Linked DNA regions of Homo sapiens: region 1 is linked to region 2. A link is a loop called in an ENCODE intact Hi-C map of the cell type or tissue named here. Cell type or tissue: K562. All regions are shown on one strand. Each heading gives the region's core, and the rest is flanking DNA. Links, peaks and the distances in the headings are about the cores only.

The links. Hi-C counts contacts between places; a loop is a spot of excess contacts. Peaks named below come from ENCODE experiments on the same cell type or tissue, not always from the same donor. Only the 100,000 strongest peaks of a DNase experiment are listed, where the experiment ranks them.
Region 1: it touches region 2 in a loop (4-fold over the local background); 7 of 110 quality-filtered maps call a loop at or near these places.

Annotation. Positions count from the first base shown.
Region 1 is chr6:90,397,577-90,409,533 of GRCh38, reverse strand. No RefSeq gene overlaps it. Among named protein-coding and RNA genes, the nearest start is that of MIR4464, 91 kb to the right of the region's middle. RefSeq lists an enhancer at 1,515-2,051. In K562, for the core only: a CTCF peak has its summit at 5,776; DNase peaks (open chromatin) are centred at 3,203, 5,323 and 5,703; H3K4me3 peaks cover 370 bases.
Region 2 is chr6:90,453,099-90,465,055 of GRCh38, reverse strand. No RefSeq gene overlaps it. Among named protein-coding and RNA genes, the nearest start is that of MAP3K7, 130 kb to the left of the region's middle. In K562, for the core only: no CTCF peak of the experiment used is centred there; DNase peaks (open chromatin) are centred at 3,507, 5,985 and 6,565; H3K4me3 peaks cover 338 bases.

The DNA of each region.
Region 1 (11,957 bases), core at 1,456-9,455, 55 kb after region 2:
ATCCTCAGATCTCAGCTAGAAGGCCCAAGAAGCCTTGCCTTACTCTTCTAGACTAGATCAGGCCACCATTACATACTCTCATAACATCCAGTAACTCCTTCATCATACTCACTATTCAGTTGATTCTTTGATTAATAGATTTGTCTCTCAGGAGACTTTGCTTCAGGAGGCAAACACCATGTCTGTTTTTCTCATTTATGTTTTCTTAGCACTTAGGCCTGCTGTATAATGGGCACCGGGCATCAGTGAATAATTGCAGAATAAAATGATGAATACTTAATGTCTCCTGCTAAGTGAATAAGCGCTTCCAAACATGTGGAAGCAGGTGGGCGTGCAGGAAGGGCGGCCTCCAAGCAGTGGGACTGCCATGAAAAAGGCCAGAGAATGGCAAAGGGAACTTCCAAGGGAAATAGCACTCCCATGGGCAGACAGAGGCCTGGGAGAGCAGCAGCATGGTAGGACTATGCCTGAATTAAGGTCACACTGATAAGGGGAAGTAGGATGAGACATGATCACAGAATGGTGTGTTTGTAGATAGATATTGACTTGGCTGGGATGTTGAGAATGGAGTGGAAAGTCCCAGGTAATGTCTTCTAATACAGATGAATTTTGAGGATAAGCATTTATAATCTAATTGAAGATCTTGTAATGTGTGTGTGATGTGTATCATATATCAAATTAAAGTAAGATGCAAGACCAGGCATGGGGGCTCATGCCTGTAATCTCGGCACTTTGGGAGGCTGAGGCAGGCAGATCATTGAGGTCAGGAGTCTGAGACCAGCCTGGCCAACATGGTGAAACCCCGTCTCTACTAAAACTACAAAAATTAGCCAGAGGTGGTGGCAGGCACCTGTAATCCTAGCGACTCCGGAGGCTGAGGCAGGAGAATTGCTTGAACTCAGGAAGCGGAGTTTGCAGTGAGCTGAGATTGCACCACTACACTTCAGCCTGGGTGACAGAGTGAGACTCCATCTCAAAAAAATAAAATAAAATAAAATAAGATGCAGTGTTAATGGGCTTGTTGTGGATAATTCTGTCAAATAACCTTCAGATGTTTGATATTCATGCTATTGTTGTGTGTTAAAACTTTAGAAGGAAATGTGAACTAGTACTCTTGGAAAATTAAGAAGGTAGGGACAGAGAAAGCATTAGGCTTTGCAAGCTACCTGTGCCAGGAGATTGTTATGTGCTATCAAACAATAGAAGCTGCCTGGACAGGGGTGTCAGGAACAAAAATAAAGGAATTTAAAATTTTTTAAATAAATATTTATTGTACACTTAATTTATGCTACTTTTGCTTTTGCTTCTTCCTAAGTCTATGATCCCATTTAACTTCTTTGTGTCTCAGTAAAACTGGGATAATAAAGTGTGTTAGGAGGATTAAACGAGCTAATAATACATTTAGGGTCTTAGGAACAGTGCCTGGTACAATATAAACAATCAAAAAGTTAGCTGATATTATTTTTAAATATTTCATCATGCCTACATCCTGGGCCCTTGTGGGAGTTCAGTCAGGCTAGTGGGAAAAATTTTAAGATGAAGTTGTACGATATAGACACAAATCTTCTTGGAATGCCAGAAGGTTTTTGCAAAAGTCTCAGGATAGGGTTATGGCTGAAAGCAGCCTAATCCTTACCTTGAATAAATAACTTCGAGTAGATGTATAGGAATGTAGAGGAGTTTATCTAAATAACTTGTTTACTCATGTGGTCCTAAAACTAACTTTTGATCATTCCGGGGCAGGATGGCTCTCTTGGTGGGGAAGGCAACCAGGTTGATTACCCTCTAATGGTGTTGACACAAAGCCTTTGTCATTTAACATGTGCTGAATAAATGCCAGCAGGGCCAGCTAGTCGCGGAGGCAGGGGTGCCACAGCTGCCACTCTTTACAGCACTCTCCTTGGAGTCTGTAAGTGGCCCAGACCCTCAGCTGGACTGACAAGCATAATATCTGTGTCAGTGTACGTTATTCATCCATTGTTGGGTCAGGGTCTGTGGGACAGACCCCCACAGGCCCTTTCTAGGAGCTGAGGCTACAGTTGTGAAGCCAACAGACAAGATCTGACTCCCACGAAGCTTCTATTCCAGTTAATGTGGAGACAAATTAGTAAGTGGTAAACAATATAATCTCAGAGAAAGATTGATGCAAAGAAGGGTGATAAGCGGAATGTTCTGGGGGCAGAGGCCACTTTTAAAAGGGCAGTTAGGAAAGGCCCCTCTGCAGGGGAGGCAGTGGGGCTGGGACCTGAGTGATGGGAGTCCTGCAGACAACCCTAGCCAGGGTGTTCCCAGCCAGATGCACAACGAGTGCAAAGGCCCTGAGGCAGAACTGAGTCAAAGTGTTAGAGGCACAAGAATGCAGTGTGGCTGGAGTGTGGGGAGAGCAGAAGTTGGTATGAGATGAGGTAATGCAATGAGATGAAGAAACCCACCAGCACCAGGCTGGACTGACCTGAGAGCAAGCCAATGTATCCTGCCACAGTTATCATCTTGACAGGGCATGCCTGCTGATAAGAGGCTACAACTCCGCAGAATGTGACCCTGGAAGTCAGCGCACTGGGCTTAGGGAAAAGACAGCAGCAGTGCCGAGGCAGAGCCTTACCACAGCCAGGCCCCAGAGGATACATGGCCTGTAGCAGGCAGGACCTCTCTGTGGGTCAATTATCTCCCCACCTATTCACAATAACAGACACCACTAGTTGCCTGATCAATGGCCATTCATTCCCTCTTTCTTCCTTGCAGTAGAAGCTTGATTTTGTTCATGGTGGCAATAGACCAGCCCAAAGCAAAACAGCATTAGTCCAACCCAATCAAAACACGCCTGCAACTTGAAGCCTGTGACAAAAGAAGTCCCCAGGACTCCAGCCCCAGGGAAGCAGATCTTCTCCTAGGTGTGAGAATCAAGACAATCTACTCCACACTCAGCCTGGGCACCAAGAGCTGAAAGCACTTCTCACTGTCTACATTAACGCGACTTTGCTTTTGCAGGACCGCTGCCCAAACTTCACAAAAAATTCCTCAACCCTTCAAAGGAAAGCATCAGCAGATCATTTCACCCTAAGTTTTTTTGTATCCCTCCTCCCGGAATCCCCACCTTCCTCTTTCCACTGATCTTACTGCTAACAAACTTCCAATTTTCAAGAAATTCTGATGTCACCTTTCTCCTCTGAGTCATTGCCAAAGCTCTGCCTAGATGGTGTTTGCTCTTCTGTACTATGGTGAGTAATACTCTCTGCTTTGCTTATTAAAGGGCTCTGGTGGTAATGTTCAGGAAGCCAGCCTTTGACAGGTCTGTCAGCAGAAACTCTGCTTAGTGTTGTTTATAAGTAAACACACCCAAGTTTTATATATGTGTGCGTATATATGTATAATATATATAAAATATATATAATGTATTATACTTTATATGTGTATAAATAAAGTATATATTTATATAACATATACAACACATATATAAAACATATATTTATATAACATATATACTTTATATATATATATATAAAAAACTAAAGATTTCAATGATGATAAGAGATTTGACATAAAGGAGTTCAGATAAATATGCATCAGCTTTGGATAGTTCTCTGATACTTGTTGAGATGCCTTTTACCAGAAAATCAGGTTATAAATCTAGTGTTACAGAAGTTCTCAAAGATGTAGGGGAGGAAAAGTGCCTTAGATCCCTAAACAATAAAGAGATTAAAAAGAGAAATGCAGCTGGATGTGGTGGCTCATGCCTATAATCCCAGCATTTTGGGAGGCTGAGGTAGGAGGTATTGCTTGAGCCCCAGAGTTTAAGACCAGCCTGGGCAACACGGGAAGACCCTATTTCTACAAAAAATTTAAAAATTAGCCAAGCATCATGGTGCCTTATGGCTGTAATCCCAGCACTTGGGGAGGCTGAGGCAGGCAGATCAGTTGAAGTCAGGAGTCAAGACCAGCCTGGCCAACAGGGTGAAACCCCGTGTCTACTAAAAATACAAAAATTAGCTGGGCATGGTGGCAGGTGCCTGTAATCCCAGCTACTCAGGAGACTGAGGCAGGGGAATCCCTTGAACCTGGAAGGCGGAGGTTGCAGTGAGCCAAGATCGCATCACTGCACTCCAGCCTGGGCAATAGAGTGAGACTCCATCTCAAAAAAAAAAAAAAATTAGCCAGGCGTGATGCATGCCTGTGCTCCCGGCTACTCCAGAGGCTGAGGCGGGAGGGTCACTTGACACTTGAGCCAGGGAGGTCGAGGCTGCAGTGAGCTGTGTTCATGCCACTGCACCTCAGCCTAGGTGACAAGGCGAGACCCTGTCAAAAAAAAAAAAAAGAGAGAGAGAAATGCATGCACATTTGTTTAAGTTTTACATGACACAGAAGTCTTCATAAGGAAATGAGGATCCAAAGAAATGGTTAAATCTGTGTATTTTTATGCTAGGTTTGATAGATAAAGAGAGGACACTTGTGGAGAAATATGATAGGGCAAAAAGGGCAGAATTTAATGTAATAAACTAGGGGACGGAGGGGACTTAGCAAGGCCTGTTTGTTCAGATTCTTCTCTGTGTCCCTGTGTCTTCAGAGATGAGGTTGTTCCTTTCCTCTGGTATAGGGAGCACATCTCTTACATGAGCGTCTTATGACCTGCTCCTAGGAAAGGTCAGAAAATCCTTCAGGGAGGAAGGGCAGGGAAGGCCAGGGAGATCTTTCTGCTTCCGCAATTTTTTTCAAATTCCTTCAGCTTAAAATATTCAATACGCAAAAGTACCATATTTGGGTGTAGCATGTTGAACCCCATCAATGTCAGATGCCACAAGTCCTTTCCAGAAAATATTTTTCTCAAAGTTTGAAAGCATCAATAACTTAGGCTCTTATCTTTCCTAAATCAGGAAAAACAACAACTACCAACAAGTAAAAGATATTACAAATTAATGGACCTTTATTTTTTCTCTGATATTAGGATCAGTAAGCATGTTAGAAACCTGATTTTTAAAAATTATTTCTACATTTGAAGTTCTAGACAATGGCTTGTTATTTATACGTAATTATTCTTTGGTTGATAATAACAAATTCATGAAATTGATTGATATTATCAATGAACAGAGTTCCACTTCCAATTGACTAGGCAGATTTTACATTTCTTTGCAAAATGAAGCAAAGTGTCACCTAATGTCACGTTAAAACAAAACATTCAAGAGTGAAGTCTTGAAATGCTTTTGCAATGCACAATGAACGCATTGTGGTGGAGTGGTTGATTATGTAAGGTGACCCAGCACAATGCTTGGAATGTGTACATGCTCATGAGTGAGAGCTTGGGGGTGGGAAGTGCCCTGCAGGGGCTATGGTTGACCCGCTGCCAGAATCCAGATACAGACCCGGGGATAAGCACTTTATGTGGGTCTTCTTATCATCAACACCTTGTGAACTAGGTACTAGTTCATGTGCGTTTCACAGAAGAAAAATTTAGGCACAGAGGAGTTAAATACTACAGTGAAGATCACACAGCTAGGAAGGGCTGGAACAAGAATTCATGCCAAGGACATCTGTCCTTGCCTCTACGTGGTAATGCCTGTTAGCGGTAGTGGCGTGGCAGTGGCAGAGAAGAATGAGAGGAAGCCAAATGAGCATGGTGTCTGCAGCCTCCGGGGAGCTGGTAGGAGACTGGGAGGCTCACGTTACACATTGCATCAAACTCTAGGCCATGCTGAAAGAGCAGAGATAAGATCCTCCCTTGTTTCCAGCTGTGAGACTTGGGCCAGACCCAGACGCTGCTGCTCTCTCCTCTAGCAGGCTCCTACTGGACACTGACTGTCAAAGAGGTCTTCTTAATAATGCAGACTAGTAACACAAGCAGGATGTCAGCTTTGAAGGGAGGCTTGCCGCGGCCCAGCTCCGCTGCTGAACACATGTGGAGCAGAGCTATCCACGATGCTAGGTGAGCGGAAGACAGCCGCCGCCAGGGGAAAGAACTGTGAATTCTGTTAGTTGTAATGAGGAAGGAAGTCCAAGGGGGCTATGAGGCTGAGGACATGGGATGTGGCAGAAGCCAAGAGACTGTGGGGAAATGTCAGAAATGGGCCACCTACTAAGACGAACTAAAGGAAAGGGCAGAATAGCAAAAAGCCGCAAGTAACTACCAGGAAGGATCATGAAGAAAACTCCAAGCAGAGGAGCAAAGATGACAAGAGGTGATTCCCTTGAGGGGAGAAAATATTTATTACCTGGACATGGAGGGGCATTGGGACAGAAAAGATTCCCCATGGTTCTGACAGGACACATTTACACAGTCATTGGGAGCATTCTTTAGCCACCATTGAAAATGTGGCTGGGTGCCTCTGCGTCCAACATCACTGGCCTCATCTCTGTAGGAACTTAAGCTACAGGATGGCCACAGCTATGATAGGTTTACTCACCACTGTGTTTCCGGGACATAGCACAGTGCCTGGGATGTGGTCCATGCTCAATAATAGTTCTTGAATAAAAGAAAGAACGAAGAGAGGAAGGGAGGGAGGGAGGGAGGAAAGAAAGGTGGAAAGAGGGAAGGAAAAAAAGGAAGAAAGGAAGGAAGGGAGGGAGGGAGAGAGGAAAAGGGGAAGGAAGGAAAAAAGGAAGAAAGGGATGGAGGGAGGGAGAAGGAAGGAAGGAAAGAAGGGAGGGAAGGAGGGAGGGAGGGAGGGCTGTGACCCAGGATGGCATGCTATACTTAGTCAGCCTAGCTGACTTTAGGAGGGCTACATCACAAATCATCTCCTCCCTCTTCCTGCCTCTCCACCTCCTGTCTCAACACACAGGCAGCAGTCCCACCAGCTCACACACACAGGGCCAAACAACCCAGGGCGTGAATGGCAAAGCTCTCAGAAAGCTCTGGTAGCCCACACCCCAGCTCCTGGGCTCCCAGGGCATGCCAGCAGGGTGCTAGGTCAGTCTCTACAGCTGCTTCGGAGTTAGCTTCTGGTCCTGGGCGGTCTTCAAAATTCAACCCAAGTGAGCTGGTTTAACACCTCCCCATAGGTTCTCAACTGCTCAATGAAGCCAACGCCGTGCCAGGAGCTTGATGGGGCTTCCCTCTCTTCTAAGAAATACTGCCCTTTCTCCCCAGGTTGAAACACTCCTGGTATTATGGTCAAGAGGAAGAGGGTGGGGCAGAGAGTGGTACCTTGTTTATCAGGCAGGATAGGCTAGTCTGCGCAACAGTATCAACCCCAAAACCTCAGTGACTGAAAAACAAGGTTTATTTCTCAGTCTCACTCCCTATTCATCACAGTTTGGCTGAAGACTCAATTCTGCATTGCTCTTTCTCTGGCACCCAGGCTAATAGAGCAACCACCACGTTCCTATGGTAGAAGGAAAAACAGGTGTGGAGGTTCTCAGGCTGATATTCAAATACTCCAGTCTGGACATAACATACATCACATCTGTGCACTGTCATTGGCTGGAATCAACACGTGGTCCCACACAGTCACAAAAGGTTCAGTAGTACAATCCTACCATGGGTAGGGAAGGCAAAGAGCTAGAAATAACGACCCCAGTCAGGAAAGGAGCCTTAGAGCTGTGACCCAATTATTCCTAAGCCCTGCTCCTCACGCACTGGTTGCCCTCCATTGAGGAATTGGCTGGTGGCCTAGCCCAGAGAAGCGGGGTTACTTACTAGTCAAATCTGATGCTGAAAAGGTGTCCTGTTTTATACTTTCTGATCAGAGGATTTCCACTTGTCCTTCAGTCGCAGCTCTCCTGAGAGGGACAGTCCTCAATGAGGATGGTGAGTGTCGGGGCAGTCCGGCGGGCCTCCCCGAAGACTCCAGCCCGGGGAGGTTAGCTTCCTCGCAACGGACCGCTGACTCCCACCAAAAGTCCAGCGAGGATAGCATTGAAATCAACAACCGAAACAATGCAGTTGGCTTGAGGATTCATTTTCTTTATTTAAAAAAATATTTTCAGCTGGGCGCGATGGCTCACGTCTGTAATCCCAGGACTTTGGGAGGCCGAGGCGGGTGGATCACGAGGTCAAGAGATCAAGACCATCCTGGCCAACATGGTGAAACCCCATCTCTACCAAAAATACAAAAATTAGCCAGGCATGCTGACATGTGCCTGTAGTCCCAGCTACTCAGGAGGCTGAGGCAGGAGAATCGCTTGAACCCAGGAGACGGAGATTGCAGTGAGCCTAGATTGTGCCACTGCACTCCAGCCGGGTGACAGAGGGAGACTCCGTCTCAAAACAAACAAACAAATGTTTTCCCCTATGTTATTTTAGGAATCAAGCAACATGGGAGGTGTTGAAGAGACAGCACAATCGGGCAGGGAGGAGGGTTGAAGAGCAGACAGGCTCGCTGGGAGAGCAGAGGACAGGGACGGGGAGAAAGGGTAGGAGGGAGAGGGCATCTGAGTGGAGACGATCAGAGGTCAACTGCTGTCCTCAAGCCCTTTTTCAAAGTCATCCCAGCTCTTTGAACGGCTCATTTGCTATGTAACAGCTGTTGATGTTTCTTTAAAAATGAATCTGAGGGTGTGTGGCTGGGCAGCAGGCACCCGCATCAAGAGGAGGACAAACAAGGTTCCTGGGCTGAGGATCCCACCCTGGGCAAAGCCTGTAGTGCAGAGAAGTGGTGGGAAACTTAGGGCTCAAAGAGGCAAACCTACGGGGAGCTGGCCATTTGCACCCACCCTTCCGATCCTAGTCAAAAGAGGGAGCAAGCTGAGGAAAAGTTAGAACTAGGCTTCTTTAAAGTAACAGATTAAGCACTATTTAATTTCTGGTCTAGAGCTCAAAGGAGTTAAACCAGGTGACTGCCACCAGATTTTCTTGATTCTGTGTTTGTTCCATAAGAAGCTATAGGTTCGATCCTGTGCAAGTTCTAGAACCTTCTGGAACCTGCAGAACCTATATGGGCAGTTGAAGTGAGTGGAGAAAGCAGGAATCTCAAGATACCTCAATCTAAAGACACCACTCCTTCCTCTCTCTTCACTGCCCTCACAAAAGCAGGTCCTCCACGCCACTGCTGCCTTCCCAGACCTCTGCACTCACACTAATGAAGCCATTTCTTTCTTGACTTCACTGTGCTCTTGGCCCAGTGACAGTGATCAGAAATAATCAGGCGCGATCAAGCCCATGCTACCCTGGACAGGGGGTAATATTTCCATCGAGGGCCTCCCTAGTGGCTTTCCCTCTCTGAGCAGCGGGGACATGGAGTGGCTGTCAAAACACCAAGGCAGGCCCAGGAAAGATGCTCATCTCCGGGGAGGAGAAGAGGTGACAGCCAGCGTGTCTTCAGCCAGGAAGGGGGATGATAGCACAGGGCAGTCCGCAGGGGCATGGCGGGCTGAGAAATCTTCCTGTGGCTGTGGAAATCTTGATAAGGTGGCAAGCGTGTTGTGCAGCGGTATCCTGAGGGCTGCCCGTCCTCCCACGCACCCATGGTGGGCAGGCAAGCTGCACGCTGTCATCGCCTAAGTCAGCAGCATTGGGCACACTTAATTACGGGGGAAGCAGAATCCAATTGCACTTTCTGTGCCAGCTCCTGACTTCACTTGCATCGTCATTTATTTTCCCTTTTTCATACCTCAGTGGAATAAATCTGAAAGATGTTTAGAGCTAAATTTTCACCAGCAGGTCTTCAGAAATGAATACAGGGATGAGGAATTTCATTCATTTATCCTTGCATTGGCTAAGCAAACATTTAATGAGTGCCTGTTGTATCCAGGTACTGTGCTTGGTGGTAGAGGGATTCTCAGATTTGTTTTCTAAGGTGAAAGAATTGGGATTTGGAGTCACTGATATTTTCCATGCTCATCACAAGGGAGAGGGGAGCTATAATATGTGGACATCATAATGAGATAAACTGGAAGTAATCAGCCTAGAAGACACTGTCTGGTTCCTGGAAGGTGAAGATTGAGATGCAGGTTCATAGGTGGGAAGCTCTGCCTTAGATCTGGGCTTTTGCGTTATTTCCATTAATGAGGCATAAGGTGGAAAGGTGGTGCCTCGCATCTGGGTCTGACAATCTTCTCAAATGCCCTAGAAGAAAGTCTTCCCTCCTATGGCCATTTCTCTTTCTCTTTTCTTTTGTTTGGAGAGCTTGTCAGAAAGAAGATTATACAGAGAAATACTGTTGATCATTGGGTCTCCTATGTCATGAAGGTAAATGATTGAGGATTTATTTTCCCTGCAGTTAGGAACCCCAAGCCAAGTCTGTAGGAGTCCTTTAAAGGATAGGGATTCAGACCCAAGTTTGTGTTTCTCCTAATGATACAAGATTGTTTTGAAAACTGACTGAAATGGATATTCCCGAACTCTTTGTCCTCCTTGCTAGAAAAGTCTACGTCTTCTTTGGCTGGTAAGACTAGGAAAGCAGCTCTCGTAGAGAGTTTGCAGATCATGAAATAACACAGCTACAGGGCTTTTCCAACTGGAGCCTAGAGGTTCCTGAGGTTCAGGGGCTTCTGGAAACATATACTTCCGACCTCTCTCCTGCTTCGCTTAACCAGAGAAGGTTCATGCTTAATATTCTTATATATATTAGTTTTCCTTTCTTAAGAGATCGCATCTAAAGAAAGGGTTTCTATACTGAGAGCTAGAGAGGAGAGAAAGAAGGAAGGTAGGAAGGCAGGAAGGCAGGAAGGAAAGAAGGAAGGTCCAAATCACATATTTAACAGAGGAGGAGACCAAGGCCCAGGAAGGCACAAGACTTACCAGGCTCATACAGCTTCCCAGAGCTAGCACTGGAGTGCAGGTGGACATCCTGCAGGGAACTTCCTGGATGCCAAGGCCTTTGAGTACTTTCACATATTTTTAGAGGGCATTTAATATGCTGAGTGTTATTTACTTTTAATTTAGCAAGTTCCAAAATGAACTTCTGTTGGGCCTCTACTGCTTTTGCTCTCTTCAATAGATTGTTGAGGGACAAAGCTCTATCTAAATGTCCCTATCTAACTGAAGAGAAAGACAATCCTGTTATGTTGAAGCTTAGAGGCTGTGATGAGCACCGCTTGTCACGCCCTTGTGGTGTCCTTGTTTGGAGAGGGGTGTTTGTAGAAGCAAGAGCATGAGAGAGGCAGTACAGTTTGCACTGATACAAACCCCCCTCCTCCACAATATATTAGAAGAAGAGAACCTCTGTGATGGGAGAGGAGGCAGAAGCTTGGACTAAGCCAACATCTATAATGAGAATGTCTCATTGAAACAAACTCTTTCCTTTTCAACACTACCTTGGTAGTCAACTTTTCCGTTGTTGCCCAGCTTTATCTTCCTGTCAGCATAAAAAATACCATCATAAGGTGAAATGTGTATGATATTCCCATAAATGCATACTGTCAGGAAGTTTCACTGCCATAAACTTGCCCTATCATTCCTCCCATTTCCTCCAGCTCTGTGCTTATATTCTGGTGCCTGGCAACCCTGTGCCTGCTGCAGTCACACACACAGGGGCAGGCAAGAGGTGAGAGCCTTGGGGAATCCCCTGCAAAAGGGCAGATCTGCCAAGGGCCGTTATCAGATGAGGGTGAGGGGTGTGAGGTGACTCAGACACTGTGAAAAGGCATTATTCATCTAGAACCCTACTTTCCTTTATGGTTCAGAAAACGTGCTCTTGAAATGCTATGTCTAAACAAAGTTCTGCAAATCAGGTCCTGTGTTACGTGGGTTGGAGAATCTTGCTACTCAAATGATTTCCTACAAAGCACCCTCTATCTACGAGACTTCATCCATTTGTTTGTTTATTTGTCCACTCAACAAATACATATTTATTCGGGACTTTGAGCAGGGCACTGGCTCAGGCATTGGGAATATGGGGGAAAATAAGATATGTCCCTGGGCTTATGAGCTTCAGATCATTACACAACTACTACAAGAGAGAAATCCAGAGGTTCTCATTGATCTTTTGCAAAATTGGATCTTCAAATGTAATTGCTTACAGCAGATTAGTAACTAAATAGAATTAGGTCCCTGGGTCAGCTTCCTCTCCTTCCTAGGCTCCTGTCAG
Region 2 (11,957 bases), core at 2,309-10,308:
TACTTCTACTTTTCTTTTAAATCAGTTATGTCAGGTCTTCTTTGAGAAGTGCAAATTAAGGAGATTTCCCTATATATAAATATTTCAAAACTGTTAACCCAGTATCTATTGACCCAGTGGGCTTTCAGAAAAGGGAGGAAATCCTCTGCTGTATTTTATAACCTGCAGGAGACTCCTGGCTGGTAACAGTGTGCCCCTGCTGCGGTGTTGCCAAGAATCCCAGCTTTGGGGTATGCATGTCTCCAAATCAAGATGTTTGGAAAGATTGCTTTTCAGGCCTATCCACTTCCTTAGGTTTTCCCAAAATAATACTAAGTTACCAAGAATGAAAAACCCAAACCACAAGATAAAGTTCTGACTCCACTCAGAAGGCTCTGAAGATAAGATCCACGGGCGATTTATCTTGCAGAGCCTATGCATAAACACATTCAACCATTCCCCACCCACAGAAAGACGAAGAACGATTTACTTTTCAGTTCAGAAAAGGAAAAGGGATTCATAACAATTCGAGTTTGCCTTCAGGAAATCAATACAATTTGTGACCGGGTGCAGTGGCTCATGCCTGTAATCCCAGCACTTTAGGAGGCCAAGGCGGGCGGATCACCTGAGGTCAGGAGTTTGAGACCAGCCTGGCCAACATGGTGAAACCCCATCTCTAATAAAAATACAAAAATTAGCTAGGCATGGTGGTGTGTGCCTGTAATCCCAGGTACTCGGGAGGCTGAGGCAGGAGAATCACTTGAACTTGGGAAGCAGAGGCTATAGTGAGCCGAGATCACACTACTGCACTCCAGCCTGGATGACAGAACAAGACTCCCTCTCAAAAAAAAAAAAAAAAAAATTGTTTTCTTATGACAGAAGAAGAATATATGTCTTCTTAATTCCTCTCTTCTTAATAAAAACCATCACTTCTCACTGAAGCAGGCAGACGTGTGTGGGTCTAATCTGTGGTCATTGAGCTACTGAAGAGTGGGGCTTTCCTAACATCTCTGGGTGTATTCCCTCACCTGCAAAGACAGGGGCTAGAATGAATGTCCTCTGGGGTCCCTCATGGCTACGATCTGTGTTTCTATCTACTTCCTCCTGGTGGACTGTGGAATTTCAAGGCCTTCAGCTCGTCTGTCCCCACTGTCCGCACCTTTTCCTGGAGCCCTGTTTCTGGGCACCCAGCAGCTGCCACATGCGATGTTCCTGCCTTTCAGTTGACACAAGCATTTCTTCCCACCACCAGCAAAGTCCCAGTCAGAGATGTGAAAGGGAAGAAGGAAAAAAATAGACACAGACACATACATGTGAATATATGCACATATAAAAATATGTGTTCTAGAGCAGATTCAGAGGACTGGGATAGCCCTGAGTTTAGTGCTCTGAGTCTCATCAAGGTAACTCTCCTTGGCAGGAAGTGACCCAGTGAACATCCTGCCCAGTTACATGGGGCCTCCCACACATCCTGTTCCTCACTGGGGAAGGCTTACCTGCCACCCAGCCTGGCTTTTTAGGCTAGAGTGACTGACCGATTGGGTATCTCCTAACCATTTCGCAGTTTCTATAATAAAGTTGTAGGGCAGCATGGCTCAGGAAGTGGCATGCTACCACCCAACCCCTCAGTCCCAATCTCACACATGTGGCCTTCCTAGTTCCTTAGCAAAACTATATGTTAAGGAGCTGCATGTCCCATGGTCGTTTGCCCTGAGTCAAAGGCTGATAGGAAAGCCTAAAGCTACTCACTTTCTGTTGTCTGCTTATGTAACAAACAGGAGCCAACTATTATTCCTAGGGGTTTTATTTTGGTTTGTTTTTGGGGCAGGGTCTCACTCTGTTGCCCATGCTGAAGTGCAGTGGTGCCATCTCAGCTCACTGCAACCTCTGCCTCTCAGGTTCAAGTGATTCTCTTGACTCAGCCTCCCTAGTAGCTGGGATTCAGGCGTGCACCACTAGGCCTGGCTAATTTTTGTATTTTTTAGAAACAGGATTTCACCACGTTGGCCAGGCTGGTCTCAAACTCCTGACCTCAAGTGATCCTCCCGCCTCAGCCTCCCTAAGTGTTGGGATTACAGGCATGAGCCACTGTGCCTGGCCTATTCCTAGGGTTTTTCACTTTCATTCAGGAAACAAGAAACAAAAATCTCCCCATGCTCTTGTCTCAGGTTTGGTCATCTACTCCTTTCCCCATCAAAAATGGGTCAGAGCCAGAATGATTCCCATGTTAGGTGGAGGCTTTGAGGCTGTGACTTGCTGTCACTTTTTAAAATAAATGAATTAATGATTGACTGCTGTGTGACTGCCAAAGTAGTACTGATGTTCATTGTAGACAATGGCTTTCTGGGCTATCACAGTGGGGACTGGGTTGGGGTATGGATATTGAAGGTGTAGAATGAAAAGGGGCAGGAAGGAACAATCAAAAGAGGAAAAAAAAATAAAGACCACCGTATGAATGTATGTAACTTATGCATATATACATGCATCTATTAAATCATATTAAAAGATTTGGAAAATGTAGAAAAGTTCAAGGAAAAAAATTAAGTCTATAACTTTGCTTTGCAGAGAGGACCCTTGCTAAAACTAGGATTATTTCATGGACCTTATTTTGTTTGTTTACATAAATGTAACATAAGCGTCCATTTCTGTAACCTGTCTTCTTTCCAGCTATTAATATATCACAGACCATTTTCATGGCTAGTAGCTGTGGGCCCCAGGCAAGGCTGAGCTCCTTGAATCATTCCAGGAACCACTGCAGTGATTTATTGCTTATTTTATGACGGAGGATGCAACCTTTGGTTTACCTGGGTTCAGTGATGGACTCACTCAGTCCTCAGAGCCTCAGAATTATAGCCTATGAGAGCTCATGAGTGATCCTGGAGATCAGGCCTCTCATTTCACAGATGAGAAAACTGAGGACTGAATCAGAGCCAAGCACAGGACTAGATCCAAATCTGCCACTCAAGGTCTATTTCACACATGCACATCCAAAGAAGGAAAAGTCTTCCCTTTCAGCAAACAGCCCACAAGAGGACTCGAGGTGGAAAGGGATGTGCAGCCTTGTACAGGATTTTACTTAGTGGTGTGTGCTCAGCCCCACCAAGGGGAAGGAGAGGCCACGGCTGGGGGACGGGGAGGGCGTGGGCTGGGGATTCGGCAGGATACAGTGGATCAAAAGCCCAGCTGCTCCAACACAGCAAAATACACACTCTACTATTCCAGAGAATGGGGCCTCAGGTGTTGGAGGTGTTAGCTCTGCCTTCTTTGTGAAGAACTGGGCCACTTCTCAGCCCTCTCCTCAGCTGCCACCCTGTTCAGGGCCACCTTCTGTCTCCTGGATTATTGCAGGGGCTCCTTACTGGAATTCCTGCTTCCACTCTGCCGACCACAATCCTTAGGCTGAGCTCTTACAAGAGCCAGCCGGACCCTTTTAAAATACAAAACTGCTCGAAACCTGCAGTGGCTTTCTATCTTACTCAGGCCAAAAGGCAAAGTCCTACAAGTATCCACAGGGCTCCACCCTGCTCATTTGCTTCCTGGTCCTCCCACTACTTTTCTCTCCTGTTTACTGGGCCCCTGCCATGTTGGTCCCCTTAGTGTTTCCCAAACTCATCTCCACTAGAATGTAAGTTCTAGGAAGCCTGGGATTTCTGTCTGTCTGTTTACTTAGGCAAGCCCCTTGTTGCTAGTCATAGAAACTAACTACAGCTAGCTTAAGGGGGAAAAGGAGACAATTTACTACAAGAACTCATGAAATCTAAGGGCAGGAGGGAAGCCTGGACTCAAGAAAGGATTGGAGCTCTGGGAAAAGGCTCTGCTCTCCTGTTGGCCTCTGAACCATAGAATAGGATATGACCACCCTAACTCCAATTCATTTATTTAACTATTAACTTTTTTTTTTTCAGACGAGGTTTCATTCTTGTTGCCAAGGCTGGAGTGCAATGGCACGATCTCGGCTAGGTGCGATCTCGGCTCACCGCAACCTCCACCTCACAGGTTCAAGTGATTCTCCTGCCTCAGCCTCCCGAGTAGCTGGGATTACAGGCATGAGCCACCATGCCTAGATAATTTTGTATTTTTAGTAGAGACAGGGTTTCACCATGTTGGCCAGGCTGGTCTCAAACTCCTGACCTCAAGTGATCCGCCCACCTCAGCCTCCCAAAGTGCTGGGATACTACTAATTTTTGTGTATCGTAGTGGCAGGCACTGGCGTGGGTGCTTGGGCTGCATCAGGAACAAAGCTACATTCTAGTAGGAGAGGTAGACCACGAGTGTAACCAATGAGCACTTATAGCTTGTTAGATTATAAGGGTTGTAGAGAAAGAAGGATGGGGTGGAGTAAGAGGGGATCCGGAGCAGGAGGTAGGGGTGCTGTGGGCAGGATGCACTTTTAAACATGGGCAGAGTAAACCCCAGGGAGAAGGTAAGACTTGAGGAAAGACTTCTGGTCACCACAGAGACTGACTTGGAAACCCCCAGGTGTCCACCTCAGGTTCAATCAACTGTCACTAGGGAAGGCAGGGTCCCACGAAGCAAGCATGGTTTCTGGATGGGGTGGAAAGGTGAAAGCCATTCCCAGAGAAGAGGGAGTTATCCTGAGCTGGAAAGACATCTCCAAATGTATCTTCCACTAGGGGATTTAGGGACCCTCTGTTCTTACTGCACATAGAGTGCCTGCAATGACTTTATAGCTTGCTTTTTTTTTTTTAAGTTGTACTCAAATTAAGCTGTTCAGGTGACTCGCCTGTTGGAGGTCTGTGGTAAACCAGACACCTCGCCCCCCACCCTCACCCCGCAGTCCTGCCGCATTTGTGGGAAGGCGGTATGCTGCTAATTTCCTGCTGAATTGCTGAAGACAAGAGGATAGAAATGGTGATATTGTAAGGAAACTTGCTGAATGCATATTGACTCAGAATGACTGAAAATTATGCACCACATCCCCAACTGACAGGCTGTTCCTGCCTCTGGGGCAGGGTGGCCCATTTGCAGGACAAGTGAACTCCTTTCTCATCCCTACCCTAAGGATTTTCTCCTTGAAAGAGCAAAAAGTCACAGAGAATTAAGGGCTTGAGAGGGAATAAGGGATGAGACATATTGGAGGACATAATGGCAAAAGCTATGCGATTTGGGTTATTTCCTTGTAAGGGAAAAACAAAAATAGGAATGGAAAATTTGATAAACCCCAAGTCCTCCACTGCTTTGCAAGAAAAGCCTGAAAGAATTTTGAGTCTGGAGGACGAGCTCAGAGGACCCTCATATATTTACAACCTTATCTGAATTGTTACCCTTTGAAAAGGAGAGAAGTGATAGTTATAAATTGATGAACTTAGAAATGTCAGGGCCCCATTATTAGAAGCAAGTAATGTGAGACTCTTCTGGAGTTTCATGTAGCTTACTATGGCTGTGAGGTCATGGCAGAGCTCTAGGCTGACCTCTGAGTACAGAAATCTCTCCCCTGCACTTCCCGTTTTACAGGATTTGCAGGCAGCCGACACTAAAGTCTTGACATGTGGAACTCCTTGCTGGTGGAGAAAGATGCTGCAGGCAAGGTGGAGACAGAGTGAAACTAAAGGATGTTCTTTGTTTGCCATGGCCAAAGGAAGAGTGTGTGCATGTTTATGGCTCCAAGTCCCCAGGGCGTTTTTATGGGGGCCGCCTGCCCAAAGCCATCCAAACCTGAAAGAAAGTCCCATTCTGGCTCACACCAGCCTAAGGGAGCTAGAGCCTCCTGGGAGCTTGTTGGTAAACAGAAGATGCATTGTCCCTGGGTCACCCATGATTGTCTGCCTCCTGACAGTAAACAATTAATGCATACAATCACAAGCAACACTGAAGATTTGCATGAGTCAAAATTAGGAAAATGTCTTCTGATTTGCCTTTGAGTCTCAAGAGAATACTAAGCATTGACTAGCCTGCAGATCTTGTTATATTTACCTGGGCTTCCCTTCCACGGTTTGAAGCAGATCCCTCAGAGGCTGCCTCCACCCACGTGTGACCTCTGACCACAAGGGACCATATAGCAAAGACTTCAGAAGCATTTTGGAGAATCCCAAGGCCCTGAGAGATTGGTCTGTAAAGCTAGGGGACCTTGGCTTTATAAACCCAGTAGAAAAATATCCCCATAGGTTTTCTGGAGCAGAAGGAAAGATTCCCAAGTGCAGCTGGCTCTCTCTCTACAGAAAGTTCCATCTGAGGAGCCACCGGAAGTTCTGTCTGCTGCACCTTGGCACAAAGCCCAAAGATCAGACTTCAACAAGCCGGTACCCTCTGCCTCAAGTAGGTCCACTCCCTGTGCCGTGCAGAAGCGTGGAACCCAGGGCTGCCAATTTGCCACATGCTGCTCACTGCTCATTTTACCATTGTCCAGTTTGGGCCCCTCCCAGGAACCTGGGCTTCACCTTGCCACTGTAAAGCTGCTTTCTGTAGAAGTAATATGACCATAGCACTTTCGCTTTTCAAACTGTTTGCCTCCCATATTTCCCAGAGACCTCTCTGAGTTCCTGGAAAGATGAATAAGAACCTGCCAAGCAATGCGTCATCCTGTAGATGCACAAGAACACAGGGGACTGCTGTACTCAGGGGCCGGTGGAGAGTCCCAGGGTGAACTGGCTGCCCCCACTCAGTTCCAGACAGCACTCGGGTGATATCTTCAACATCAGGATGACACTTTTTCTCTTAAATGACATCAGGGAGTTGTAAGGGAGCAGCAAGTGAGTAATACTTGAAGCCTCTATAAAAAGAACGTGTAGGGATTATGAAAAATGTATATTCTTTCCTGTGTAGATTACTCCAGCCTATTTTTGTAGGAGGTATAGAGGCAGTGACTCTGTTGGGAAGAGCATAGGCTTTAGAGCCATGTAAACTCAAGTTCAAATCCTAACTCTGTAATTTCCTCATATATAGTCGTGGGCAAATCATTTACCATCTCTAAGCCTCAGTTTCCTATCTGTGAAATAAGGACAGTGATCATCTTGCAGTGGGGATTATTGTAACTGGATTGGAAGCAAGGTAGAAAAGTCAGCTAGCACAATGCCGGGTACACAGTAGGTAGTCAATAAATGGCAGTTGCAGCTTCTGTTGCCATTTTAAATAAAAATAGTGGCAGTAATGAAAGTAGTAAGAAAAAATGGAATGATCTGGGAAGGTATATTCAGACACTTTCCCCAATGCCAGAGAAGCAAGTTAATAGATTATGCAGAAAGACCTACAAAATGTGGTCATCAGTGTGGGCTGGCCTTTCCTAACCCTCATTCCTTTTTCTTTCTTTTCCACTGTGGGGACAAGAAAAGCTAAATAGCCACTTTTCCAGCAAAAGATTGCCATAAGATATAGTTCTGGCCAAAAAGATGTGGGCAAAGAGCTTCTTTCTTGATAAAAACATGGCTAGTGCAACTTTTACTTTCCTTCCTCCTGCCATGAATGGAGGCATGAGGCATGGAGCTAACATGGCCACGTTGTACCCATGAAGTCATGAGCCAACGTGGTTAGGGTGTCAGAAGAGAACGAAAAAAGGCCTTAAGTTCTTACCAACATCGTTGAGCTGTTGCATCAGCCTTGAGCTGCCTACTTTCAGACTTTTGTGTTTTGTTTTGTTTTGTTTTTTGAGATGGAGTCTTGCTCTGTCACCCAGGCTGGAGTGCAATGGCGTGATCTCGGCTCACTACAACCTCTGCCTCCCAGGTTCAAGCGATTCTCCTGCCTCAGCCACCCGAGTAGCTAGGATTACAGGCACCCACCACCACGCCCAGCTAATTTTTGTATTTTTGGTAGAGATGGGATTTCACCATGTTGGCCAGGCTGGTCTCGAACTCGTGACCTCACGTGATCCGCCCGCCGTGGCCTCCCAAGTGCTGGGATTACAGGTGTGAGCCACCGTGCCCGGCCCAGACTTTTTAGTTTTGTAAGAAAAAATACCTTTCTATCTATTTCAGTGACTCAGATGGGCTTTCTGTTGCTTACTGCTGAAAACGTTCTTATCTGATAAAGAGTTTTGTGATAAGCTTCTAAAATACCTTGCTGACGTACCAGAAAAACTCAGTCACTTTGACTTCCTAATCACACTCTCAAGAGCATTAGTTTTGTAGACATTAGATAATCCTAACTATTTTAGTGAAAATGAATATGTATCTATGAATGTGTGTATATACACATATATTTATATAGCAGTTTATTAAATCTGAGAGATTTGCTTTAGATGCAATTCTTGACCTTTAGTGTGCACATGTGCATCATAATCACAGTGGAATCTTTTAAACACACCCATGCCTGGGCTCTAACCCCAGAGCTTCCAGCTTCACACACCTCTAGTGAGGGCAGGGCATTACAAAATTTTAAAGCTCCCCAGTTACCTGTGTACCAAAGGAGAACTACAATGGAGCCCTCCCTAACAGGGACCCAAGCTCAGCAGACTCTGTCTCCTACATAACTAACTCCTCCAAGAGTCAGGTTGGAAAGGTACAATAGCTTTATGGGCAGCCTGGCATAGCTCTACTATTTTAACTCAACAGAATTATTGTACATAATTACAAAAAGTTATCAAGCTTCATAAAACACAGAATTATTGTACATAATTACAAAAAGTTATCAAGCTTCATAAAACACAGAATTTATATGCAACCCTCTACTGTAAATTATACAGGTTTCTACTTTAATTTTACACAGCACATGGTCTAGATTAACCTCATTCAACCTGTGTTGAATTCTGATATTTCTGTGCAGGGACCAGAAATACCAGAATTGCTGCATTATTATCTTATTTTACTAACTCAGTTAACCATGATAGAAATTCATATGCTAGTATACGTCCCATGAGCTAAGCCCAACATAATCACATATGGCAGAGCAGAGCTATCTTGATGATAGGCAGGCGGCTGACTCTTCGCCTTTTGAAAGGTTGCTATAGTGTGTTGCATCCCTCACAATGTAAAGTATCCATATGGTAAGATGAGAATCCCTCACATTGCTGACCCACTGCATGTTTTCCTCTGAATTTTAAATTTTTTTACACTATCTGTAGCTTCTCTGTCAGAGTTACCCCCTTGCTTATATTTCCTGAATAGATTTTAAATGAGACATTTATGTGCATAAAATAAATATGTATAAATATCTGGAGGATTTTTGTTTTTTGTTTTATCCAGTAGCAAAATGTTTGTTTAATGGGACAAATCTGTTGGCTTGTCAATTAAGCTTCAATTCTAATATAATCAGTAGAAGTTATTGCTAAAAAATCTTAGGAGTGACTTATTAATGCCAGTATAATAATACATGGAGACCAGACATGGTGGCTCATGCCTGTAATTCTAGAGCTTTGGGAAGCTGAGGCAGAAAGATCACTTGAGACCGGGAGTTCAAGAACAGCCAGGGCAAATATAGCAAAACCTTGTCTCTACCAAAAAAAAAAAAAGCCAGGAGTGGTAACACACGTTTGCAGTTCTAGCTGTTCAGGAGGCTGAGTCAGGAGGATCGCTTGAGCCCAGGAGTTCAAGGTTACAGTGAGCTGTGGTCACACCACTGCACTTTAGTCTAGGTGACACAGTGAGACCCTGTCTCCAAAAAAAAAAAAAAAAAAAAAACTGTGGAGTACTGTGTTAATTCCTTCATCAGCCCACCTTTGAAAAATAATTAGTAGGATTCACAATATAATATCTGTTGGTGCAATTTATGGCAACCCATCTTTACATTGCATTTTTAGTTTTCACTAGTAGTAATAATGGTATAGCTTCGAAGAGTTCTAACTGTATACCAATGACTATGCTCTATTCTTTATATGAATTATTTTATGTAATCCCCACTACAACTCAGTGGGAGAAGGTACTGTTATTATGACCATTTTACAGATGAGTAAACTGAGTTTGAGAAGTTAAATTACTTGCCCGAAGTCCCAAAGCCAGTAAGTGGTAGAGCCAGGCTTTGAACCTACATGTGGCCGATGCTAAAGTCCACCCTCTTAACCACTGTGCTCTGTTAGCACCATTTATTATCCATATTTGTCAACCATATTTTTCTCTGAGACATGTTGTAAGAATCTTTGTAACAATTATCCTATCATGAATCACCAGCAATAAACCCTCCAGTCACATTCTGTTTCAGCCTCATCTGTCGGTCTATCAAATCCTTTTCTTTTCATTTCTTTTTTTGTTTGTTTGAGACAGAGTTTCACCCTTGTCACCCAGGCTAGAGTACAATGGCATGATCTCGGCTCACTGCAACCTCCGCCTCCCGGATTCAAGTGATTCTCCTGCTTTGGTCTCCCAAGTAGCTGGAATTACAGGCACCTGCCATCACGCCCGGCTAATTTTTTGTATTTTTAGTAGAGATGGGGTTTCACCATGTTGGCCAGGCTGGTCTCGAACTCCTGACCTCAAGTGATCCACCCTCCTAGGCACCCCAAAGTCCTGGGATTACAGGCATGAGCCACCCCACTCCCAGCCTATCAAATCATTTAAAACCAGCAGTGGATCTGAATTACACTTTACTTGTTTCTGTGACTGTATTTGTTGTAAAGTCACTTCCATAGCTGCTGGTGTGATGGAAGGAGCACAGGTTTTGGAGTCAGATGTTTTATGTGGCTCAGGCTGGAAACATAATCTCTTTAAGCTATAGTTTGCACATCTATGAAGGGGAGGTACCTTCCCACACCCGGGGAGTTTATATGATGACTAGACAAGCTAGCGCATGTCAGAAGTGCTCTGAGGCCGGGCACGGTGGCTCACGCCTGTAATCCCAGCACTTTGGGAGGCTGAGGCGGCAGATCACTTGAAGTCAGGAGTTCAAGAACAGCCTGGCCAACATGGTGAAACCCCGCCTCTACTAAAAATACAAAAAAGAGTTAGCCGGGCCTGGTGGCAGCTGCCTGTAATCCCAGCTACTCAGGAGGCTGAGGCAGGAGAATCTCTTGAACCTGGGAGGCAGAGGTTGCAGTGAGCCAAGATTGCAACATTGCACTTCAGCCTGGGCTACAGAGTGAGACTCCATCTCAGATAAATAAATAAATAAATAAATAAATAAATAAATAAATAAATAAAGTGCTTTGAGAGCAGTGGTGTGAGACACACATGTTATTTTTAACTTTCTTTTAACCCAACTTCCTGACAAGTTTCACTAATTCATGGCCACAAATCTCAGATTGGCCTTCAGTGATGCCTCATAGTCCTATACACTCTCCACATCTCTTAACTCTTTCATTCTTCAAACTAACTATTTCACATCTCTCTTCACATTGTCCCCACTCCAATTCTAGCTGGCGACCTTGCCTCACACTTCATCAACAAAACTGAAACAACCAAAAAGACCTCCCTCATCATGTTGCATCCCCACCACCACCCTACGGACCTGATGACCTTTTCTTATTACTAAGGATCAAGTGTCCCACAGAAACCAACCAGCTTTCAGCTCCCATCATCCTTCCCAGGGACTTTGTTTCTCTCTTTCTTCTCTTCAGCATCACCCATTTTACTTTCTCTAACAGATAGTATGATCCTTTACCTCTCATATTAAATAATAGAAAGAAAAAAGATTAACTCTCTTGACCATGTATTCCTGCCCAGCTCCCACCATTTTACTTTGTTCTCCTTCACAGCAAACCTTCCTAAAGTCCTTGATTATTATCACTGCCTCCACTTCCTCACCTCGCATTCTCCCCTCAACCCACTTCTGCTGAGTTCCAGCCCCTTCGCTCTTTATGCTGCAGAGTCCAACCTGCAAGCCCTGTCCTCATCACACTTGAGCTCTCAGCAGAAGTCGGCAGCCTTTGCCACTCCCTCCTTTTAAAATCCTTTTTTCTCCTACCCAGCAACACACTCTCCTGGTTCTGCTTCCCCCTTGCTAATTGCCTCTTGTCCAGCACTTTTGCCAAATTTGCTTCATTTTCCTGACTTCTGATTCTTCAAGTAGCTCAGGATTTGTGCTCTGACCTCTTCTTCGTCTGCACTCATTAGTCTCACTCAGTGTCGTGGCTTTAAATATTATGTATATACCCA